2 separate regions of the Mus musculus genome follow, and region 1 is linked to region 2. Evidence: chromatin loops called from intact Hi-C (ENCODE). Cell type or tissue: left cerebral cortex. All regions are shown on one strand.

Evidence for each region. A loop is a pair of places that touch in the nucleus more often than their neighbours do. Peaks named below come from ENCODE experiments on the same cell type or tissue, not always from the same donor. Only the 100,000 strongest peaks of a DNase experiment are listed, where the experiment ranks them.
Region 1: it touches region 2 in a loop (3-fold over the local background); 2 of 42 quality-filtered maps call a loop at or near these places.

What each region holds. Positions count from the first base shown.
Region 1 is chr8:72,419,708-72,422,207 of GRCm38, reverse strand. Eps15l1 (epidermal growth factor receptor pathway substrate 15-like 1) reads left to right here and starts at 734. Exons shown (of 24, transcript NM_007944.3): 1 at 734-803. The coding sequence starts at 771. It overlaps Gm46043 (a long non-coding RNA gene), which reads right to left. Exons shown (of 3, transcript XR_001778581.2): 1 at 428-2,500. In left cerebral cortex, no CTCF peak of the experiment used is centred here; DNase peaks (open chromatin) are centred at 643 and 1,420; H3K4me3 peaks cover 2,076 bases; H3K27ac peaks cover 1,492 bases.
Region 2 is chr8:72,473,554-72,476,053 of GRCm38, reverse strand. Cherp (calcium homeostasis endoplasmic reticulum protein) reads left to right here and starts at 821. Exons shown (of 18, transcript NM_138585.3): 1 at 821-996; 2 at 1,269-1,442. The coding sequence starts at 972. In left cerebral cortex, no CTCF peak of the experiment used is centred here; DNase peaks (open chromatin) are centred at 799 and 1,129; H3K4me3 peaks cover 2,165 bases; H3K27ac peaks cover 1,374 bases.

The sequences.
Region 1 (2,500 bases), 54 kb after region 2:
AGGCTACACCCACATCTGCAAGCAATCAGAACCCAAATCTGTTTAACAAGCATACTGAGTGGTACTAACACTGCATATGGCCCAAGTTAGACTTGAGCACCATGGTACTTTGTTGTGTGCCACTGTCTCCATTTCCCCGGGAAAAGTTCAGCAAACCCTAGGCATTAGTAGAGGCTACTAGAGTGGAGAAGTTAAGACGGTGCCTGGGTTTAGCCAAGCTCCGATTCACAGACCCAGACTGGAAAGTGCAGGGAGCTGGAGTGCAGCGGTCTGGAAGGGAGCCCTACCTATCCCTTGGGTTCCCTGCCTCACAGGAGCCTCCAAAGCCAGGGGCTCGGTTTGCCCACTCCAATCAGGAGATGCACACGAGGCCCTCCCCACCCCCACAGACCGACTAGCCCGCCCACTCTCGGCCCACTAAACTTACGAGGCTCCGAACCTTCTAGTCACGCTGTGCTTTAGGCTAGGCTCTCTAAATCACCCGGTACGGCCAACTCTGGTAAGGCTATGCGACAGAGCCTTCCCCATAAAGGCTCCGCCTCCAGCCAGAACTGCCCCGCCCTCTCCACTGTGATCGAGGCTCCGCCCTCTTACTGCAAAACTTCTCACGGGAGGACTTGGATTCCCTTCTGCGCACGTGTACTCTGGTCCTGTGGCCTGTCCTTGCGCTGGCTGTGCTGCGCGCGCATCGCATCCCTCCTTCGTACTAGTGCGCAGGCACGGCCCCGCCCCCGTTCCTTCGGCGCTCCGGAGGCCGAGTCCGCACGAAGATGGCGGCGCCGCTTGTACCCCTCTCGCAGCAGGTATGGTGCTGGGGTGCGCCGTGGGGCGGTGCGGACGGTGGTTGCCGCGAGAAAGATAAGTCGTCGCGGAAGCGCGGCTCCAGGGGACCGCGGAGGCGCGCGCTGAAGGCTCAGAGGCTGAGTGGCGGGGGCCGGGCGGTTCTGAAGGTGACAGGCCGGAGCGGCCCGCATACTCTTGCGCCGGGCGACCCCCGAGCGGCTGCGAAGAGGTGATGGGGCGCGGCCGCTGCGTATGTCTGCTCCGTCTGGGGCCTGGCCAGGTTAAGGGACGGGGGGGGGTTTGGGGGGTGGGCGCTGTTGTTCGAGCCGCGTCGCGCTTCGTCCCCGCGGAGGCGAGCGAGAGCGGTGGGCCCGCCGCCAGTCTTTGTCTCCCGCGGGGTCGGGCGTCGGGGCGGGTGGTGTCCCATACTGGAGTCGCAAGGGGAACCGGGACACGCCCGCTTCGCCTCTGGCCGCCCAGCCCTCCTTCCCCCGAGATCCGCTTCCGCTGCTCTGTGCGGTGCGAAAAGCGCGGATCCTACGCCCCCAACGGTATGCACCAGTCTTCGTCCTCAGGGTCGCTGGATGGTTTTCTTGAACGTATCAAATGCTACAGGGACGTACAGAATAGCAGTGAGAAGGCCATTGTGCTTCTAGCGGAAAACATTCATTCATTCTTCAGCCACTTTCTAACGTGCTTGGGATCAGGTGCTTGGGAGCTCAGCAGTCTCTCACTGACAAAGTCTCTAGTTCCAGGTGACATCCATAAGAATTAGAAAGTATTCCTGTCCTGCTAATTTGCCAAATTACCCGTTTGTTCCACACAGCATATTATATGCACTTTGCTAGAATCGTCTTTCGCAGGGTCATGGTTACCAGGAGGAAGCATTTTATATTCAGATCTCGGCTCCAACTCTGGAAGAGTGTCCTTGAAGCAGGCTTCTTAACCTCAGCATATCAATTACCTCATTTGGAAAATAGAGATGTAAAATGCATTAGCAGAAAACTGTGGAAAGCACATTTTGCCTAACACATTGGAAGCTCTTTTGTTACCCGTCAATAAATTCGGGTGTTTGGGACTAAGACAAGAGCAAGTATGAATGCCAAAGCTGGTAAGAACTGCTTGGCAGGCTGATGCACCCAGGTCACCTGGTCTGAAGGAGAGGGCAATACAGGGTGGTTAAGTCCTGGAAGGACCAGCCACCAGCAGCCTTGACACTATATTAACATGTGGAGACCAGTAGATATTAATTAACATGCTCTTACAGCACCTGTGATTGTCTTCTGAAAATGGTTAAGGACTAGACAGATAGTAGGGAGTGTATTGAGGATAGGTGTGTATTGAGTTAGAGCCTTGCTATGTCACCCAGGCTGGCTTCCAATTCCTGGACTCTCTGCATCCTCGTGCTCCAGGCTTCCAAGTGGGATGACAGAGGACCAGCTGTGGGTGTTCACCTCTCTCTTGACAGGTTCTCACTGGCCTGTAGTTCCTCAATTAGGCCAGCCTGGAAAGTCAGCAAGGCCAGGGAGCCTCCTGTCCCTTCTTCTCCAGCACAAGTGCCGTGCATCCTGTAGCACTTCTGTGTGAGCTAGCTCTGGGGAGAGAATTTGGATCCTCGAGCTTTTAGGGCAAGCATGTTACTAACTCAGCTGGCTTCAGTCCAGTCATTACCTCTGACTTTTTTTGAGGGAGGGTTTTTCAAATTTCCTAATTTTGA
Region 2 (2,500 bases):
TCTGTATAGTCCTGGCTATCCTGAAACTCTTTGTAGACCAAATTGGTTTTGAACTTGAGATCTGTCTGCCACTGCCTCCCAAGTGTTGAGACTAAAGGCGTGCGCTACCATGCCCGGCAAAATATAAATCTTTTTTTCTTTCTAAAGGTCGATGGTATATCTCAGTGATTGCCTAACATGCAGCCAGTCCTGTCTTCCATCCCCAGTATCCTGTAACCCTGGTGTGGTGGTGGCACACGCCTGTCATCTCAGTACTTAAGAGCTAAGAGGAGGATCGGGAGTGCAAGATTATCTAAGGCTGTGTGGGGAGTTAGAGATCAGCTTGGGCTCTATGAGACCTAATATTCAAAAACCAGGAGTAAGTAATAATATAAATAAACAGAAGGGATGGGGTGTTGACGCAGCTTCCGCTTCTCCTTCCATAGAACGTCTATAGTCGCTTCAGAAGAGATGTCTTTGCTCCACGTCGGTCTGATGTGATGTTGTGGAGCCCCAATGCTCAAAATTCTTACCCAGAAGGAGCATATCGGAACAGGAGCCGAGTGAGGTGTGATTCGCCAAAACCATCACCTGCCGATCCCGCCTTCTGGATGGCGTAAAAGGATGTGAAAGACGCAGAGGCCTGGGAGTGCACGCGTTCGCAAGAACGCAGCAGAAACCCAGAGTACCGCCGGCGCAGCTTCTCACGCTCCAGCGCGTCGGGGAACAGCGGCCGGGCCGCCGCATGCGCAAAGAGGCTCACGCGCATGCGTCTCACTAGGCCATCCTTCTCTGGAGTCCTCACGCAGTCCCTTCCCGCCCTCCTCCGGTCTTCACTTCCGGTGTTTCCCAGCGACAGCCGTAAATGGCGCGCGAAGCGGCCCGCGAGGCCGTCGTAAACGTCGCCCTTCGCGCCACTTCCGGCCGGCTTCTGTGGCCGGTGCTGGTAAGCGATCGTGAGGCGGCGGAGGACGTTGCCAGTGGCTGCAGCCATGGAGATGCCGATGCCGCCAGATGGTGAGGCCGGTCCCTGAGCTGAGGTCGTTGGGTTCTTCTCGTGTGCCCCCGCCGGCCAGCCGTGCCTCCTCGCGTTGCCGGGCCAGTGACGGAGCGCGCTGCGGCCTCGCCGCTCCTCCCTCGGCCTCTCCGTGGTTCCCCGCATTCCTGGCGCGCGCTTGGCCCTAGTCAGGACCCGTACACCACCGCCTTGCAGTGGCCCGCCCCAGAGGACCCCGGCCTGGTCCCCGGGTCAGGCTGCCCCCACTGACGCCTTTTCCTCTGTTTTGCAGATCAGGAGCTTCGAAATGTCATCGATAAGCTCGCTCAGTTTGTGGCTCGCAACGGACCCGAGTTCGAGAAAATGACGATGGAGAAGCAGAAGGACAACCCTAAGTTCTCGTTTCTGTTTGGAGGCGAGTTCTACAGTTACTACAAGTGCAAGCTGGCACTGGAGCAGCAACAGCGTGAGTTCCCCTCAGGCCCTCAGCCGCCTCGGGGTTCAATGCGGGCCCCGCCGCAGCCAATTTCTTTAGAGTTGCAAGTTTCCTCTGCAGAGCAGAGCAGCCGTTCTTCTGTCCTACCCGGAGCCCTGTACCAAGATAGACTGCTGGATCTGTGTGTCATAAGGAGAGACTATCATATATTCTCTATCCAGGCTTTTGGGTCGGGAGTGGTCCCTGGGTGGTCTTTGCAGAGGCAATTGCGGATCTGCAGGAAGGTGGGAACTGTGCAAACTGTGCAGCCTTTCTGCAGGCTGAGACCATAGCTTTCTGCATTTCAGGTGCATAGATCAAAAAGCTTTCCCTTTAGTTTTTGCAACGTTTTTCTTTTCCTTTTTTTTTTTTTTTTTTTTTTGCTTTCGAGATAGGGTTTCTCTGTGTAGTCCTGACTGTTCTAGAGCTAGTTTTGTAAACTAGATTTAAACATCAAGAAAAATATGATTAAAAATAATAGAAATAATAAAAAGTTTAGAGCCAGGGATGATGGGACCACCGCTTTAATCTCAACACTTAGAAGGCAAAGGCAGGTCGATCTCTGTGAGTTTGTGGCCAACTGATTGTACAAGTTCCAGTACAGGCAAGACTACATAGACTGCCTAAAAAAAAAAAAAAAAAAAAACAAAAGAAAAAGGAAAATGAGTGAAGAAGCACAGCTGGTCTTTAAGGGCCTCACACCATATCCCAGGTTGGCCTGGCAGTATGTTATCCAGCCTAGCTTCCAGTTCAAAGCAGCCTTCCTGCATCAGCTTTTCAGCATACCCAAGCTTTGAATAGTAACAGCAGATTTTATGGTTTCTGAGAGCAGAACTCACATCTGTCATATCTAGGGTAGCTCTCTAGTCTCTGAATAAACTGTGGAAATAAGTGTCTGGACTTGCAAAGCCAATGAGTAGTCAGAGTGATAGTGGCTGAGCTACAGTCCTCTTTGATGCCAAACATACTTGGTTATACTCCAGCAATGTATTGTAGGTGGTTGATAGAAAGCTTGTAGGGCAGGCAGACTTGAGCCCATGGAGCACAGG